Regions from separate parts of the Homo sapiens genome. Here region 2 is linked to region 1. Evidence: read pairs that join two places in POLR2A ChIA-PET (ENCODE). Cell type or tissue: OCI-LY7. All regions are shown on one strand. Links, peaks and the distances in the headings refer to the core of each region. The heading gives the core; the rest is flanking DNA.

Region 1 (10,551 bases), core at 2,976-7,975:
AGGTGGGACCAAGGTACCATCCAGTAATGGGGCCTCTCACAATCAACCTCAGTGTTGATTTTAAAGTATCTGGAGCTAGGGGTTTGAGGCTGCAGTGAGCTGTGATCGCTCCACTGCACTCTGGCCTGGGTGACACAGCTAGATTCTGTCTCTAAAAAATAAACACGGCAGAGTGCAGTGGCTCACGCCTGTAATCCCAGCACTTTGGGAGGCCAAAGCAGGTGGATCACCTGAGGTCAGGAGTTCGAAACCAGCCTGGCCATCATGGTGAATCCCCATCTCCACTAAAAATACAAAAAATTAGCCAGGCATGGTGGTGCATGTCTGTAAACCTCCACCTCCCAGGTTCCAGTGATTCTCCTGCCTTAGCCTCCCCAGTAACTGGGATTACAGGCGTGTGCCACCATGTCTGGCTAAGTTTTGTGGGGTTTTTTTGGTTTGTTTGTTTTTTGTTTTTTTGAGACAGAGTTTTACTCTTGTTGCCCAGGATGGAGTGCAGTGGTGCGAGCTTGGCTCACTGCAACCTCCGTCTCCCTGGTTCAAGTGATTCTGCTGCCTCAGCCTCCCGAGTAGCTGGGATTACAGGCATGGACCACCACGCCCGGCTAATTTTGTGTTTTTAGTAGAGATGGGGTTTCTCCATGTTGGTCAGGCTGATCTTGAACTCCCGATCTCAGGTGATCCGCCTGCCTCAGCCTCCCAAAGTGCTGGGATTACAGGCATGAGCCACCTCGCCCGGCTGTTTTTGTTTCTAATTACAAAATTAGCACATTGCTGTTTTAAAAACACTCAAACAGGCCAGGCACAGTGGCTCGCACCTGTAATCCTAGCACTTTGGGGGGCCGTGATGGGAGGATCACATGGGCCCAGGAGTTTGAGACCTGCCTGGGCAACATAGGCAGACCCCATCTCTATTTAATTATTTAAAAAAAAAATAAAATTTAAAACTCAAACAGTAAGAGGCATATAAAGAAATACAAGAAATGCAGCCTCCTCCAATCCCACTTCTGGGATATGCCCATCGTGAAAAATTTGGTGTGTGTCCTTCCAGATTTTCCCATGTATGGCTGCTGAAAAACATGGAGGTTAAGTCTAGTCTCTGCAGGCTGGCAGACCGGGACTCACTTCACAACTCCACTGCTCATTTGTTTGTTATGAGGCCTCAGACAAATCATTTTACCTGGTTTGGGCCTCAGTCTTTGCATCTGTAAAATGGGGATAATAATAGCACTTCATAGGATTATTATGAGAATTACATGAAATAATGCAAATAAAGGCTTAGCACAGAGCTTATTTAAAAGAATCCCCTGTATACATATGTCAATGCAAATAGGCATATACTCTGCATTCTGTTCTGCAACTTGCTTGCCATGGTGTATGCGGGATGTCTTTCCGTGTCAATACATGTCAATACAAAATACCTCATCCTTTTAACTGTTTCACTAAACGTTAGCTTGGTAAATGGTTAACGGTGGTGATTTTGAAATGTTACTTCCTGGCAAGTGTTGCTGTCATGTGCGGCCATGTTGTCGGCAGTCACAGATATTATTGATCAGTGAGCTAACTACAAGCCTTATAGCCTCCTGTGAAAATGAAGTGACCCACCAGAGGGGCACCCACCTCTGTCACAGAGGGCAGGGCCAAATGCATGGGACGCTCTCTGTCTGCTTACTTCTGCATCCTCAGCTCTAGGTCAGAATCTGGCACATAGGAGGTACCCATTAAATTTATTTTTTTTTTTTTTTTTTTTGAGACAGTGTCTCAGTCTGTTGCCCCGGCTGGGGCACATGGTGTGATCATAGCTCACTGTAACTTCACACACCTGGGCTTGAGTGGTTCTCCCACCTCAGCTTCCTGAGTAGCCTAGGACTACAGATGTGTACCACCATGCCCAGCTAATTATAAAAAAATTCTTGGCCAGGCACAGTGGCTCATGCCTATAATCCCAATACTTTGGGAGGCTGAGGCAGGAAGATCTCTTGAGACTAGGCATTCAAGACTAGCCTGGGCAACATAGCAACACCCCGTCTCTATTAAAACATAATAATAACAATACAATTTATTTATTTATTTATTTAGTTATTTATAGATGGAGTCTTGCTCTGTCACCCAGGCTGGAGTGCAGTGGCACTATCTCAGCTCACTGCAACCTCTGTCTCCGGGTTCAAGCAATTCTCCTGCCTCAGCTTCCCAAGTAGCTGGGACTATAGGCACATGCCACCAAGCCCGGCTAACTTTTGTATTTTTAGTAGAAATGGGGTTTCTACTAAACTCCCAACACTTTGGGAGGGTGAGGTGGGTGCATCATCTGAGGTCAGGAGTTTGAAACCAGCCTGGCCAACATGGTGAAACCCTGTCTCTACTAAAAATACAACAAATTAGCCAGGCGTGGTGGCAGGCGCCTGTAATCCCAGTTACTTGGGAGGCTGAGACAGGAGAATTGCTTGAACTCGGGAAGTGGAGGTTGCAGTGAACCGAGATCGTGCCATTGCACTCCAGCCTGGGCAACAAGAGCAAAACTCTGTCTTAAAAAAAAAAAGTGTGTGGAGATAAGATCTCACTATTTTGCCCAAGCTGCACTCACACTATGTATGGTCTCAAGCAATCGTCCTACCTCACCCATTACATTTTTGTCAATAGGCCAGCTCCTTTAATCCACAAGCAGCAGCCTAAGCCCAAAGTTCTCTCTTGCAGTGTGGCATTTCCTAAAATATGACCTGTACACCACTCAGGTGTGTAAGTGATTTTAGGGGATAATGGATGACCATTTACGAATGTTAATTTATGTGTTTATTTTAGTGTGCGCTGTTGTTTCACTTCTATTTATGTCTCATGATTCTGGTTTTCCATTTATGGTAGTAAAGTTTCCATTTTAGGTACATATATCAAACGTGAAAAGGTAGCCCGTGGAAGTGCCAAAAATCATGAAGGAAAATGAAAATGATCAATCATTTTAGCCTGAAAGATGTTTAAGGCCAGTGTCTATGTAGCAAGCACTATGTTAAGCATTTTATTATATGAGATCATCTATATATCACGTATAATGCTCACCACAGCCAGCCTTAGATGCAAGTCTTATTTTTGTCATCATTTTGCTGATGAAGGAACTGAGGGAAGTGCAGAGGTTTAGTAAGCTGCCCAACAACCTTCTGCCAGTAAGTCTTGTTTTTTTTTTTTTTGTTTTTTTTGTTTTTTTGAGACAAGGTCTTGCTCTGTCGCCTAGGCTGGAGCGTAGTGGCCCAATCTTGGCTAACTGTAGCCTTGACCTCCCCAATCTCAGGTGATCCTCTCACCTCAGCCTCCCAAGTAGCTGGGACCACAAGCATGGGACACAAAGTCCGGCTAATTTTTGTATTTTTTTTGTACCGACGGGGTTTTGCCATGTTGCCCAGGCTGGTCTCAAACTCCTGGGCTCACGTATCTGTCTGCCCACCTTAGCCTCCCAAAGTGCTGGGATTATAGGTGTGAACCACCACGCCTGGTGCCCTTCTGCCAGCAAGTGATTGGGAGAACCTGGATTGAATTTGGGTTGCCATGGCATGGACATGGTGAACTGAGCTTCCAGAGCTGCCAGACTCCCAGAAACGTTTATAAAGCAGTGTGGATTGCCAAGCTGTAAGTAAGGCTCCATCCTAATAAAACTGTCCATGATACAAAAAGCACACCAAAGTACCCAAGGGAGCGGACTCAGTAAAAGGGATTATCAGGTATATTCACGTTACTGGTTGGGGGACTTCTACTAAAATACCAATTAGAATAATTGCTCTATATCCCTTATTTATAGCGATACTTGACTAGCAGAATCAGTTCTATGTTCAAGACACTCCCAATTTGTGAAAATAAATCCATTTTGTTTGCATCCAAAATAATGCTTTTTTTTTTGTTCTCTCTGTGTCGAGAGGCTACAGAGTTCATTCAAAAAAGGTATTAAGCCAGGTGTGGTGGCTTGCACCTATAATCACAGCATTTTGGGAGGCCAAAGCAAGGGGACTGCTTGAGCCCAGGAGCTCAAGACCAGCCTGGGGAACATAGGCAGACCCCGTCTCTACAAAAAATAAAAAAATTAACTGGGCTTGGTGGTGTGTACCTGTGGTCCCAGCTACTCAGGAGGCTGAGGTGGGAGGATCACTTGAGCCCAGGTGGTTGAGGCTGCAGTGAGCCATGATCATGCCACCGCACTCCAGCCTGGGCAACAGAGTGAGATCCCATCTCTAAAGGAAAAAAAAAAAAAAGAGAGAGAGCGGAATTAAAGCCAGGTGCAGTGGCTCCTGCCTGTAATCCCAGCTATTCGGGAGGCTGAGGTGGGAGGATTACTTGAGGCCAGAAGTTTCAGGTTGCAGTGAGCTACAATCATGTGCTGTACTACTCCAGCCTGGGTGACAGAGTGAGATGTGAGACTCCATCTCTTTAAAAAAAAAAAAAAAAACCAGGCTGGGCGCAGTGGCTCACACCTGTAATCCCAGCACTTTGGGAGGCGGAGGCAGGTGGATCACAACATCAGAAGTTCGAGACCAGCCTGACCAACATAGTGAAACTAAAATTAGTTTCTACTAAAAAACACGTCTCTACTAAAAATACAAAAAATTAGCTAGGCATGGTGGCGGGTGCCTGTAATCCCAGCTACTCGGGAGGCTGAGGCAGGAGAATCGCTTGAACCTGGGAGGTGGAGGTTGCAGTGAGCTGAGATCACGTCACTGCACTCCAGCCTGGGCAACAGTGCGAGACTCCGTCTCAAAAAAAAAAAAAAAAAAAACCCAGCCTGTGTGACGTGGTGAGACCCTGTCCCTACTAAAAATACAAAAATTATCCAGGCGTGGTGTTGCCCACCCATAGTGCCAGCTACTCAGGAGGCTGAGGTAGGAGGATCACCTGAGCTATGGGAGGTCGAGGCTGCAGTGAGCCATGATTGTGTCACTGCACTCCAGTCTGGGCCACAGAGTGAGATACCATCTCAAAAAAAAAAAAAGTATTATGTATTTAAACAAATATGAAAAAGGAGGTAGCCCAGGACACATCCCTGATTTACCCACTAGAAATTAATTACTGACGGGGCACGGTAGCCCATGCCTGTAATCCCAGCACTTTAAGGGGCTGAGGCAGTGGATTGCTTAAGCTCAGGAGTTTGAGACTAGCCTGAGCAACATGGCAAAACCCTGTCTCTACAAAAATTAAAAAAATACAAAAATTACCCGGGCCCTCTCATTCACAGCTTCTCAGGTAAAAAAAAAAAAAGAAAAAGAAAAAGAAAAAAAAAATAGCTGGAGGCTGGGTGCGGTGGCTCATGCCACACCTGTAATCCCACACTTTGGGAGGCCAATGCAGGCAGATCACTTGAGGCCAAGAGTTCTAGACTACCCTGGCCAACATGGTGAAACCCCATCTCTACTAAAAATACAAACATTAGCCAGGTGTGGTGGCACACGCCTGTAGTCCCAGCTCCTCGGGAGGCTGAGGTAGGATAATTGCTTGAACCTGGGAGGCAGAGGTTGCAGTGAGCCGAGATTGCACCACTGCACTCCAGCCTGGGCGATAGAGTGAGACTTCATCTAAAAAAATAAAAATAATAATAATAATAATAATGATAATAATAATAGCCAGGCGTGGTGGCACATGCCTGTTGTCCCAGTTACTCAGGAGGCTGAGGTGGGAGGATTGCTTGAGCCCGGGAGGTCGAGGCTTCAGTGAGCTGTGATTTTGCCACTGCACTCCAGTGGCACAAGAGAGCAAGAGAGCAAGAGGGCAAGACCCTGTCTCAAAATAAAATAAAATAAAGAAAGAAATTATTTGCCATGCCTGCTAGCCCTGATTCTTGATATTGCTTGATATTGTCATGAGGGTTCTATGTGGGCATGAATAGCTAAGGCTCTTTATTGAACATGGGCAGCTTTGTCATTAATCAAGTCTGGGTCGGGGCAAAGGCGAAGAAAATGTTTTAAATGATTCATTTTTTTTTAATTTTATTTTTATTTTTATTTTATTTTATTTTATTTTTGAGACAGAGTCTTGCTCTGTCGCCACGCTGGAGTGCAGTCCCGGGTTTAAGCAATTCTCCTGCCTCAGCCTTCCGAGTAGCTGGGACTACAGGTGTGCACCACCACGTTCAGCTAATTTTTTGTATTTTTAGTAGAGATGAGGTTTCGCCATGTTGGCCAGAATGGTCTCGATCTCTTGACCTCATGATCCACCCACCTCAGCCTCCCAAAGTGTTGGGGTTACAGGTGTGAACCACTGCGCCTGGCCTTTTATTTTTATTTTTACAGAGACAAAGTCTCACTATGTTGCCCAGGCTGGTCTTGAACTTCTGAGCTCAAGTGATTTTCCCATCTCGGCCCTAGGATTACAGGCGTGAGCCTCCAGCCCTGGCTATTCTAAATGATTTCTGACAGATTTTGCCATGAGGTGGTCCAGAGTACAACAATGGTCTGCAGTAGAATAGTCTGCTTGTTCTTTTTTCTTTTTTACTTTTTGTGCTCTACATGTTCAGAGAAACTGAACTAAAGAAATGATCCCTAAAGGAAGTATAGTCTTGTCTGCTGTTTTTTGTGTTGCTTTGTTTGTTTTGTTTTGTTTGAGAGAGGTTCTTGCTCTTTCCCCCAGGCTAGAGTACAGTGGTATGATATTGGCTCACTGCAACCTCAACCTCCTGGGCTCAGCGATCCTCCTACCTTAACCTCCTGAGTAGCTAGGACTACAGGCGTGCACCACCACACCTGGTTAATTTTTGTATTTTTTGTAGAGATGAGTTCTCACCATGTTGCCCAGGTTGGTCTTGAACTCCTGGCCTCGAGTGATCCTTCCACTTTGGCCTTCCAAAATGTTGAGATTACTGGCGTGAGCCATTGCATCCGACCACCTGCCTGTTCTTGATGTAAAGCATTGGCCCAAGAAACTCAGCCACGAAGCTGGCACACATTTTGGACAAAATGTTCAATAAATCAATAGGTCTATAGTTGGAGGAGAAAAAATGTTAACTTAAAAATTTTTTTTAATTTAATTTAATTAATTTTTTCTTTTTTTGAGACAGGGTCCCCTGTCGCCCAGACTGGTGTGCAGTGGTATAATCACGGCTCACTGCAGCCTTGACTTCCTGGGCTCAGTGATCCTCCCACTTCAGCCTCCTGGGTAGCTAGGACTACAGGCAAATGCCATCACGCCATCATGCTTGGCTAATTTTTTTTTTTTTTTTTTTTTTTTTGAGACAGAGTCTCACTCCATGGACCAGGCTGGAGTGCAGTGGCGTGATGTCCACTCACTGCAACCTCCGCTTCCCCAGTTCAAGAGATTCTCCTGCTGGCCGGGCATGGTGGTGGCTCAAGCCTGTAATCCCAGCACTTTGGGAGGCCGAGGTGGGCGGATCACGAAGTCAGGAGTTCAAGACCAGCCTAGCCAACATAGTGAAACCCCGTCTCTACTAAAAATACAAAAATTAGCTGGGCCTGGTGGAACGTGACTGTAATCCCAGCTACTTGGGAGGCTGAGGCAGGATAATCACTTGAACCTGGGAGTTGGAGGTTGCAGTGAGCCGAGATCGTGCCACTGCTCCCTAGCCTGGGCGACACAGTGAGACTCTGTCCTCTGTCTCAAAAAAAAAAAAAAAAAAAGGGCCAGGTGTGGTGGCTTACACCTGTAATCTCAGCACTTTGGAGGCCGAGGTGGGCAGATCATGAGGTCAGGAGTTTAAGACCAGCCTGACCAACATGGTGAAACCCCGTCTCTACTAAAAATACAAAAATTAGCCGGGCATACTAGGCGCATGCCTCCAATCCCAGCTACTCCGGAGGCTGAGGCAGGAGAATCGCTTGAACCTGGGAGGCAGAGGTTGCAGTGAACCGAGATCACACCATTGCACTCCAGCCTGGGCAACAGAACTAGACTCTGTCAGAAAAAAAAAAAAAAAAAAAAAAAGAGATTCTCCTGCCTCAGCCTCCCAAGTAGCTCAAGTAGCTGGGACTACAGTCACGTGCCACCACACCCAGATAATCTTTGTATTTTTAGTAGAGATGGGGTTTCACCATGTTGGCCAGGCTGGTCTCAAAATCCAGACCTCAAGTGATTCACCTGCCTCGGCCTCCCAAAGTGCTGGGGTTACAGGTGTGAGCCACGGCCCCCGGTAGCCGGACGCCGGCCACTAATTATATAGCTGAGCATGGTCGGGTGCCGTGGCTCACACCTGTAATCCCAGCACTTTGGGAAGCCGAGGCAGGTGAATCACTTGAGGACTGGATTTTGAGACCAGCCTGGCCAACATGGTGAAACCCCATCTCTGCTAAAAATACAAAAATCAGCTGGGTGTGGTGGTGCGTGCCTATAATCCCAGCTACTTGGGAGGCTGTGGCAGGAGAATCTCTTTTTCTTTTCTTTTTTTTTTTTTTGATGGAGTCTAGTTCTGTCACCCAGGCTTGAGTGCAATGGCGCGATCTCGGCTCACTGCAACCTCTGTCTCCTGGGTTCAAGCGATTCTCCTGCCTCAGCCTCCTGAGTAGCTGGGATTACAAGCATGCGCCTAGTACACCTGGCTAATTTTTGTATTTTTAGTAGAGACGGGGTTTCACCATGTTGGTCAGGCTGCTCTCGAACTCCTGGGCTCAAGGAGTCCTACTGCCTCAGCCTCCCAAAGTGCTGGGATTACAGGCGTGAGTCACCATGCCCAGACTCCTTCTGGTCTTAGTTTGATAAAGATTGCTGAGTAGCCAACATGATCTAACCAGGTTAATAAATGAGGTCAGTAAAAAGAAAATCAAAATTAAAGCTTAATATAAATTTCTCATTGTCTGAAAGAAAGAAGTGGAGGAAGGGAGAAAAAAAAAAAAAAAAAAACAGATGAAAGGAATCCCCAGGGCTCCCAGAACCAGCAATGAGGGCAGATTCTGGGGTGAATGAAACAGGACATTCTTTTCTCCCAATTTAGGAATCCAAGGTCACGAGTAAGAATTTCATAGATTCGAGGCTGCCTCTGACTAGGGCATGTAATGTTCTCAGTCAAACTTAAGGCTGCCCGTGGTCCACAGAACATTTTGTGATGATTATAAAAAGGCCACAGGCCAGGTCTGGTGACTCATGCCTGTCATCCCAGCACTTTGGGAAGCGGAGGTGGGCAGGCCACTTGAGGTTGGGAGTTCGAGACCAACCTGGCCAACATGGTGAAACCCTGTCTCTACTAAAAATAATAAAAATTAGCGGGCATGGTGGTGCATGCCTGTAATCTCAGCTACTTGGGAGGCTCAAACAGGAGAAATTGCTTGAACCCAGGATGTGGAGGTTGCAGTCAGCTGCGATTGTGCCACTGCACTCCAGCCTGGGGGACAGAGGAAGACTCCGTCTCAAAATAAATAAAATAAATAAATAAATAAATAAATAAATAAATAAATAAATAAATAAAAATTAGACTGGGCATGGTGGCCCATGCCTGCCATCCCAACACTTTCGGAGTCTGAGGTGGGAGGACTGCTTGAGCCCATGAGTTTGAGACCAGCCTGGGCAACATGGTGAAACCTTGTCACTGCAAAAAAGTAAAAATAAAAGGCTGGGCATGGTGGCTTATGCCTGTAATCCCAGCACTTTGGGAGGCCAAGGTGGCAGGTTAGTAATCCCAGCACTTTGGGAGGCCAAGGTGGCAGGTTACTTGAGCCCAGGAGTTCAAGACCAGACTGGCCAACATGGTGAAACCCCATCATTACAAAAAACACAAAAATTAGTCAGGCTTGGTGGCATGGGCCTGCAGTCCCCACTACTCAGGAGGCTGAGGTAAGAGGATCCCTTGAGCACAGGAGGCAGGAGTTTGCAGTGAGCTGAGACAGTGCCACTGCACTGCACTCCAGCCTGTGCGACAGAGCAAGACCCTGTTTAAAAAAAAAAAAAGAAGAAGACCGGAAGGATGGGGTATACCCACATTTTGTATAAACAGATGTATGCCTATATGACTTCACAATTACATAGGGACGGTCGCTGCTATTCATAGTCTCATTCTGTTATATATCCCTCTGCACACACAGACTCCTGCAAACCCACAGATATGCACCCATAAGCACAGGGCTCACTGCATATGTTTTCATATGCACAGACTTGCATTCAACAGGCAGGTAAATATATACCCAGAAACGTGCATTCCAGGTAGAGGGGGGATTGTCTTGAAGAGAAAAGCCTTTGTTAACAGCACAGTGGTCAAATTTTTGATGGGAAATGGACCCTACCCTGTCAGACCTGCCTTCCTGCCTCACATTCTCCTAGACCTCTCAGCCCTCCCCCTCCACCCTTAGACTTTCCAGGGAGTGAAAAGTAGAGGAGAGGATCTTGATAAAGGATGTAGGAGCCAAGCCAGGCATATGCCAGCAATCCCAGCTATTTGGGAGGCTGAGGTGGGAGAAGCGCTTGAGCCCAGGAGTTAGAGACCAGCCTGGGCAACGTAGTGAGACCTCGTCTAAAAAAAAAAGGATGTAAGGTTTTGATATGAGTTTTGCATCTGCCAGGAACCCTCAGTGTATTATTGGGACAATCACTGAACCTCTCCTTTTCCCCAGTTTTAAAATGAGGCTGATGAACTGTATTTGTGTT
Region 2 (7,568 bases), core at 1-5,000, 180 kb after region 1:
ATTTGCCCCCACCCAGGACTGGCAAATTAGCTTTACTCAACATGCCCCAAGTCAGATAACTAAAATACCTCTTAGTCTAGGTAGACACTTTCACTGGATAGGTACAGGCCTTTCCTACAGGGTTTGAGAAGACACCGCAGTCATTTCTTCCCTTCTGTCAGACATAATTCCTCAGTTTAGCCTTCCCACCTCTATACAGTCTGACAACAGACCAGCCTTTATTAGTCAAATCAGCCAAGCAGTTTTTCATGCTCTTGGTATTCAGTGAAACCTTTATATCCCTTACGGTCCTCCATCTTCAGGAAAAGTAGAACAGACTAAAGGTCTTTTAAAAACACACCTCACCAAGCTCAGCCACCAACTTAAAAAGGACTGGACAATACTTTTACCACTTTCCCTTCTCAGAAGTCAGACCTGTCCTCAGAATGCTACAGGGTACAGCCCATTTGAGCTCCTGTATAGACGCTCCTTTTTATTAGGCCCCAGTCTCATTCCAGACACCAGACCAACTTAGACTGTGCCCCCCAAAAAAACTTGTCATCCCTACTATCTTCTGTCTAGTCATACTCCTATTCTCCATTCTCAACTACTTATAAATGCCCTACTCTTGTTTACACTGCTGGTTTACACTGTTTCTCCAAGCCATCACAGCTGATATCTCCTGGTGCTATCCTCAAACTGCCACTCTTAACTCTTGAAGTAAATAAATAATCTTTGCTGACAGGACTATGCTGAATCTCCTTAGGCACTCTAATTAGATGTCCTCGGTCCTCCCAATTCTTAGACCTTTAATACCTGTTTTTCTTCTTCTCTTATTCCGTTTAGTTTTTCAATTCATACAAAACCGTATCCAAGCCATCACTAATAATTCTAAATGACAAATGTTTCTTCTAACAGTCTCACAATATCACCCCTTACCACAAAATCTTCCTTCAGCTTAATCTCTCCCACTCTAGGTTCCCACACCACCCCTAATCCCGCTCGAAGCAGCCCTGAGAAACATCGCCCATTATCTCTCCATACCACCCCCAAAAATTTTCACCGTCCCAACACTTTACCACTATTTCATTTTATTTTTCTTATTAATATAAGAAGACAGGAATGTCAGGCCTCTGAGCCCAAGCTAAGCCATCATATCCCCTGTGACCTGCACGTACACATCCAGATGGCTGGTTCATGATATTCCACCACAAAAGAAGTGAAAATGGCCAGTCCTTGCCTTAAGTGATGACATTACCTTGTGAAAGTCCCTTTCCTGGCTCATCCTGGCTCAAAAAGCTCCCCCACTGAGCACCTTGCGACCCCCACTCCTGCCTGCCAGAGAACAAACCCCCTTTGACTGTAATTTTCCTTTATCTACCCAAATCCTATAAAACGGCCCCACCCTTATCTCCCTTCACTGACTCTCTTTTCGGACTCAGCCCACCTGCACCCAGGTGAAATAAACAGCCATGTTGCTCACACAAAGCTTGGTTGGTGGTCTCTTCACAGAGACATGCATGAAAGTCAGGGCTTCTTTTCTTTTCTTTTGTTTTTTTGAGACAGATAGGGTCTTGCTCTGTTACCCATGCTGGAGTGCAGCAGCACAATGATAGTGTAAACCAAAAATAAAATTCTAAACCCACAACTGACAGGTGAGCCCTCTTCTTGGCCAAGGGCATTCCAAAGTTAACCTGAAAAACTAGTTCAGGCCATGATGAGAAGTGGGGGTCCAACATGCTTCAGTATATCCTCCTCCCTTTTGGAATTCAGGCACAGCTGGCCAGATTAACATCAATGCAGAGACCTTAAGACTGGCAGAACAGGCTAGTTAAATCTGATGAGAAACATTCACAATCTATTCTCTCTGAAGCCTGCTACCTGGAGGCTTCATCTGCATGATAAAACTCTGGTCTTCACAACCCCTTATCTTAACCCAGACATTCCTTTCCATTGATTCCAGGTCTTTAGGTAAACTCTTTCAACCAATTGCTAATTCGAATATTTTTGGAGCCTCAGGACCAACAGAATAGGATTAAAAAAAAAAAAGAAAATTTTTGAATCCACCTATGACCTAGAAGTCCTTTTACCACCCCACCTCCAGTTGTCCCATCTTTCTGGACCAAACCAGAAAGTTTACATCTTACATGTATTGATTGGTGTCTTACGTCTTCCTAAGATGTATAAAACCAAGCTGTAGCCCAACCACCTTGGGCACATGTTTTCAGGATCTCCTGGGGGTGTCTCATGGGCACGGGCCATTAGTCACTCATATTTGGCTCAGAATAAATCTCTTCAAATATTTTACAGAGTTCAACTCTTTTCATTGACAAGAGTTCACTGCAACCTTGAACTCACTGCCTGAGCCTTCCAAGTAGCTGGGACTACAGGTGTGCACCACCTTGCTGAGCTAATTTTTAAATTTTTTGTAGAGAAGGGGTCTTGCTATATTGCCCAGGCTAGTCTCCAACTCTTGACCTCAAACAATCCTTCCATCTTGGCCCCCTGAAGTCCTGGTACTACAGGCATGAACCACTGTTCGCAGCCCACAGCTTCTTTTCTGTCTTACTGCTTGAGCTGGGACATCTTTTTTTTTTTTTTTTTTTTGAGACAGAGTTTCGCTTTTGTTGCCCAGGCTGGAGTGCAATGGCGCCATCTCGGCTCAACACAACCCTCGCCTCCTAGGTTCAAGCAATTCTCCTGCCTCAGCCTCCCAACTAGCTGGGATTACAGGCATGCACCACCACGCCTGGCTAATTTTGTATTTTTAGGAGAGATGGGATTTCTCCATGTTGGTCAGGCTGGTCTCGAACTCCCGACCTCAGGTGATCCGCCTGCCTCAGCCTCCCAAAGTGCTGGGATTACAGGCGTGTGCCACCATGCCCGGTGAGCTGGGACATCTTATTTTATGCTACACTTAAATTGGGATTTATACCTTCATCTCCTCTGGTTCTACTGCCTTTGACTTGAATTACACCACTGATTTTCTGTGTCTCCAGCTTACAGATGGCAGATCATGGGTTTCTAAGCCTTTATGATTCCATTATAACAACCTGACAGGTTCTTCCTGCCTGCTGCACAAATGAAGACTACACCATTGCAGTGGAGAAAGAGTTTAATTAATGCCAGGCTGGTCATGTCGTGCAAGAGATGGAGTTATTACTCAAATCAATATCATCTAAAACTCATAGGTTAGGGATTTTTCAAAGGCAGTTTGGGGGAAGAGGGAGGGGTGGCTAGGAAATGGGTGCTTGCTGCTGATTGGTTGGGGGTGTAATTATAGGGGTGTGGGAAATCATCCTCCTGCATGCCAAATTGCTTCTGGGTAGGGCTACAGGAGCCATCAGCAGATGGGTCCAGGTGGAACTAGGTGTCAGACATGCAAAAAACCTGAAAAGATATCTCACAATGCCAATCTTGGGTTCTACAATAGTGATGTTATTTATAGGAGTAACTGGGAAAGTTGTATATCTTGTGACTCCTGAAATAATGGCTAGCAATCATTTATGTCTACACCTTAGCAGAATTCAGGCTCCTCTCTTCCCCCTAACCTGGTGGTCTCTCATTAGATTTACAAAGGTGGCTGAGTTTTGGGGAAAGGCTATTATCATTTACATTATAACCTAAATGTCTCCCAAAGCAAGGCTAAAGGTAAGAGGGGGATTGGCTAGAGTAAATCAGGTCTTCCCACTGTCATCATTTTCTCACTGACATAATTTTTGCAAAGGTGGTTTCACCATGAGGAATTTCTCATAATAAATCAATTTCTCTCTCTCCTTTTGGTTCTGTTTTTTAGAGAATCTCAACTAATAAATTACATAAAAGAAATCATACAAAATGTGACCTTTTGGCTGGTCATGGTAGCTTACACCTATAATAACAGCACTTTCAGAGGCTGAGGCAGGAGGCTCACTTGAGCTCAAGAGTTTGAGACCAGCCTGGGCAATACAGTGAGACCTCAACACTATTTAATTAATTAATTAATTATTTTTGAGACAAGGTCTCACTCTGTCACCCAGGCTTGAGTGCAGTGGTGTGATCACGGCTCACTGCAGTCTTGACCTCCCAGGCTCAAATGATCTTTCCACCTCTGTCTCCCAAGTAACTGGGACTACAGGTGCATGCTACTGCACCTGGCTACTTTTTGTATTTCTTATAGAGACAGGGTTTTACCATGTTGCCCATGCTGGTCTTGAACTCCTCAGCTCAAGCAATCCACCCACCTTGGCCTCCTAAAGTGGTGGGATTACAGGCATGAGCCACTGTGCCCAGCCTATTTTAATTTTTTCTTTGAAGACAAAAAATACAGGCTGGGCATGGTAGCTCACGCCTGTAATCCCAGCACTTTGGGAGGCTGAGGTGGGTGGATCACCTGAAATCAAGAGTTCGAGACCAGCCTGGCCAACATGGTGAAACCCCATCTCTACTAAAAATACAAAAATTAGCTGGACATGGTGGTAGGTGCCTGTAATCTCAGTTACTCGGGAGGCTGAGACAGGAGAATCGCTTGAACCCGGGAGGCAGAGGTTGCAGTGAGTCAAGATGGCACCACTGCACTCCAGCTGGGGCAACAGAGTGAAACTCCATCTCAAAAAAAAAAAAAAAAAGACATTTAATAGGGACTTACGAACAGAAGCCACGTCTGTCTTGGGCAGCAGTGAGATGAGATAATGGTTACCTGTGCCATTACCCCCCAAACCCAGGGCTTATTTACCATAGGGAAAGGGCATATGTGATTCAGAAGGGATGTGTAGGACAATTGCTTATAGGCAGATCTCATGGAGAGTACAAGAACATGAAGGTTATTTTGACCTAAGGGCAGGATTTATGGGAAGAATGTAATCTTACACAAGGAACGAGAAACTAAAAATCTTAGAGGCTTTCCTGGAACTGAGGTTAATCAGAAGTCAACATGGTAGACTAACATCCAGAATAGAATCGCTTTGTCCTCTTCCCTTGCCAATACTTGTTATTATCTGTTTGTTTTTGTTTTTGTTTTTGTTTGAGACAGACTCTCACTCTGTCACCCAGGATGGAGTGCACTGGAGCGATCTCGGTTCTCTGCAACCTCCGCCTCCTAGGCTCAAGTGATCCTCCCACCTCAGCCTCTTGAGTAGCTGGGATCACAGGCACGTGCCACCACACTCGGCTAATTTTTGTATTTTTTGTAGAGACAGGGTTTCGCCATGTTGCCCAGGTTGGTCTTGAACTGCGCTCAAGCAATCCGCCTGCCTCGGCCTCCCAAAGTGTTGGGATTACAGGCATGAATCATCATGCCCGATCTGTTTTTCTGATGAAGGTCATCCTGTTGGGTGTGAAGGTGTGAAGTGGTATCTCATTATGGTTTTGATTTACATTTTCTTTCTTTTTTTTTTTTTTTGAGACGGAGTCTTGCTCTGTCGCCAGGCTGGAGTGCAGTGGCACGATCTCGGGTCACTGCAACCTCTGCCTCCTGGATTCAAGCGATTCTCCTGCCTCAGCTTCCTGAGTAGCTGGGACCACAGGCATGCACCACCATGCCCAGCTAATGTTTGTATTTTTAGTGGAGGCAGGGTTTCACTATGTTGGTCAGTATGGTCTCGATCTCTTGACCTTGTGATCTGCCCGCCTTGTCCTCCCAAAGTGCTGGGATTACAGACATGAGCCACCGTGCCCAGCCTACATTTTCTCAGTTACCAATGATGTTGAGCATCGTTTCATGTGTGTATTGGACGTTTATGCTTCTTCTTTTGAGAAATGTCTATCAAGTCTTTTGCCCATTTTAAAACGAGATTTTTCATCTTTTTGTTTGTTATAAATAAAGTTTCGGTGCCACAAAATAAATAGCACTTGAGTATAAAATGTTCTTTTTAATTCTCAGCAAGGCAAGTTACTTTTATAGAAGGGTGCACCCTTACAGATAAAGCAATGGTGAGCACACACTTGGACAAGGGAGGGAAAGGAGTTTTTATCCCTGACGCACATGGCCCCTGCCGCTGTGTCATTCCCCTATTGGCTAGGGTTAGACTGCACAGGCTAAATTAATTCCGATTGGCTAATTTAAAGCGAGTGACCAGTGAGTGGCTTGGCGGGAAAATGGTTTTGCAGGGTGGCTAATGAGTCAGGGTGGAGCAGGTAGCAGGTAATCGGAATGAGTCAGTGTGGAGCAGGTAATCGAAAAAGGTTGCTCTATGAGGAAATTAAGTTTAAAAGTAGAAGGTGGCTGGGCGCGGTGGCTCACACCTGTAATCCCAGCCTTTTGGGAGGCCCAGGCGGGCAGATCACGAGGTCAGGAGATCGAGACCATCCTGGCTAACACGGTGAAACCCTGTCTCTACTAAAAATACAAAAAAGTTAGCTGGACACGGTGGCAGGCGCCTGCAGTCCTAGCTACTTGGGAGGCTCAGGCAGGAGAATCGCTTGATCCCGGGAGGCGGAGGTTGCAGTGAGCCAAGATCCGCCACTGCACTCCAGCCTGGGTGACAGAGCGAGACTCTGTCTCAAAAAAAAAAAAAAAAAAAAGTAGAAGGCAAAGAATTGAACATACTGACATATTGATTCTTTGAAAAGAAATTTAGAACTCATATCTAACAACCCCTTCTTTTGCATTTCCTTACAGCTCTTTCTTTTAGAACTCTTTTTTACCATGTCTTGGTTTAGTTGCTTTGCTTGATTTTCCAAAAGAAGAAACTTCTCTGGGTAAGGTGGAGGATAGCTAAGGGAGGTTTTAGTAAGTGCCATTTTTACGAACTCTGCACCAACCCACAGATGCATGGTGTGACACAGCACCTGACAAGAAAAAGTACACCCATTACGGCTGTGAGGGAAGTAAGAATTGAGGCTATTATTCTTTTCCATTTACTGAGCCACTTTTCTAGCCATCCTGTAAAGGGGTCATTTACCCCTGAGTTGTTGGCTAACTCATTGGATAGAGCAGTCAGATCTTGCAATGCCTTTGTTATGCTTCCGTCAGGGGTGGTGGTGTTTGGGATGAAGGTACAACACTGAGTTTTAATCATGACACAAACTCCTCCTCTTTCTGTTAATATCATGTCTAAGGCTATCCTATTTTCCCAAGCCATCTGGCTAGTAGCCCCTAATTGCTCAGCTATTCCTTTAACAGCATCTCCACTGTAGTTAATAAATCGCTATTGGTTGTAGTAGATGTAGTTTCTCCAATCTACATTTTTATTCATTGCCGCCCACCAAAATATTGACTCAAATCCTGCAGCTATTTGATTTCAGGCTTTAAACTGATTTGGTATTCCCTGTTGGACTCCAGTTGCGTTTAAATAGATGTGAGAGTCGAAAGACCCATAAGGGGCTTCTCTCGCTTTATGATGTCTTATTTTTCCTTCCTCTGGTTGATGAAATGTCAGGGTGAAAGGGATAGCCAATTGGACTAAAGCACTCCAGTTATTTGGCAGAGTGTCCAGTAAAGGTCCACCACAATACCACCACACATCTGCTTGGAGATGAACAAGGGCTAACTGATAAGCTCTTGAAAATTCTTAACTTCACTGCATCCCTTCAGGTCTCCAAGGAATGCTAAGTTTCCTTCCTGTTGTGAGAGACACGAAGTGAACTTAGTGTTGGGAGACGAAAGCTGG

Evidence for each region. Peaks named below come from ENCODE experiments on the same cell type or tissue, not always from the same donor. Only the 100,000 strongest peaks of a DNase experiment are listed, where the experiment ranks them.
Region 2: POLR2A ChIA-PET joins it to region 1 with 5 read pairs; 2 of 35 experiments call an interaction of 5 or more read pairs at or near these places.

Annotation. Positions count from the first base shown.
Region 1 is chr1:32,254,071-32,264,621 of GRCh38, forward strand. The region is part of intron 1 of LCK (LCK proto-oncogene, Src family tyrosine kinase); the gene reads left to right. Among named protein-coding and RNA genes, the nearest start is that of LCK, 8.1 kb to the left of the region's middle. RefSeq lists an enhancer at 278-377. In OCI-LY7, for the core only: no CTCF peak of the experiment used is centred there; a DNase peak (open chromatin) is centred at 7,121; H3K4me3 peaks cover 608 bases; H3K27ac peaks cover 3,139 bases.
Region 2 is chr1:32,436,536-32,444,103 of GRCh38, forward strand. No RefSeq gene overlaps it. Among named protein-coding and RNA genes, the nearest start is that of ZBTB8B, 25 kb to the right of the region's middle. RefSeq lists an enhancer at 1,577-2,360. In OCI-LY7, for the core only: no CTCF peak of the experiment used is centred there; no DNase peak of the experiment used is centred there.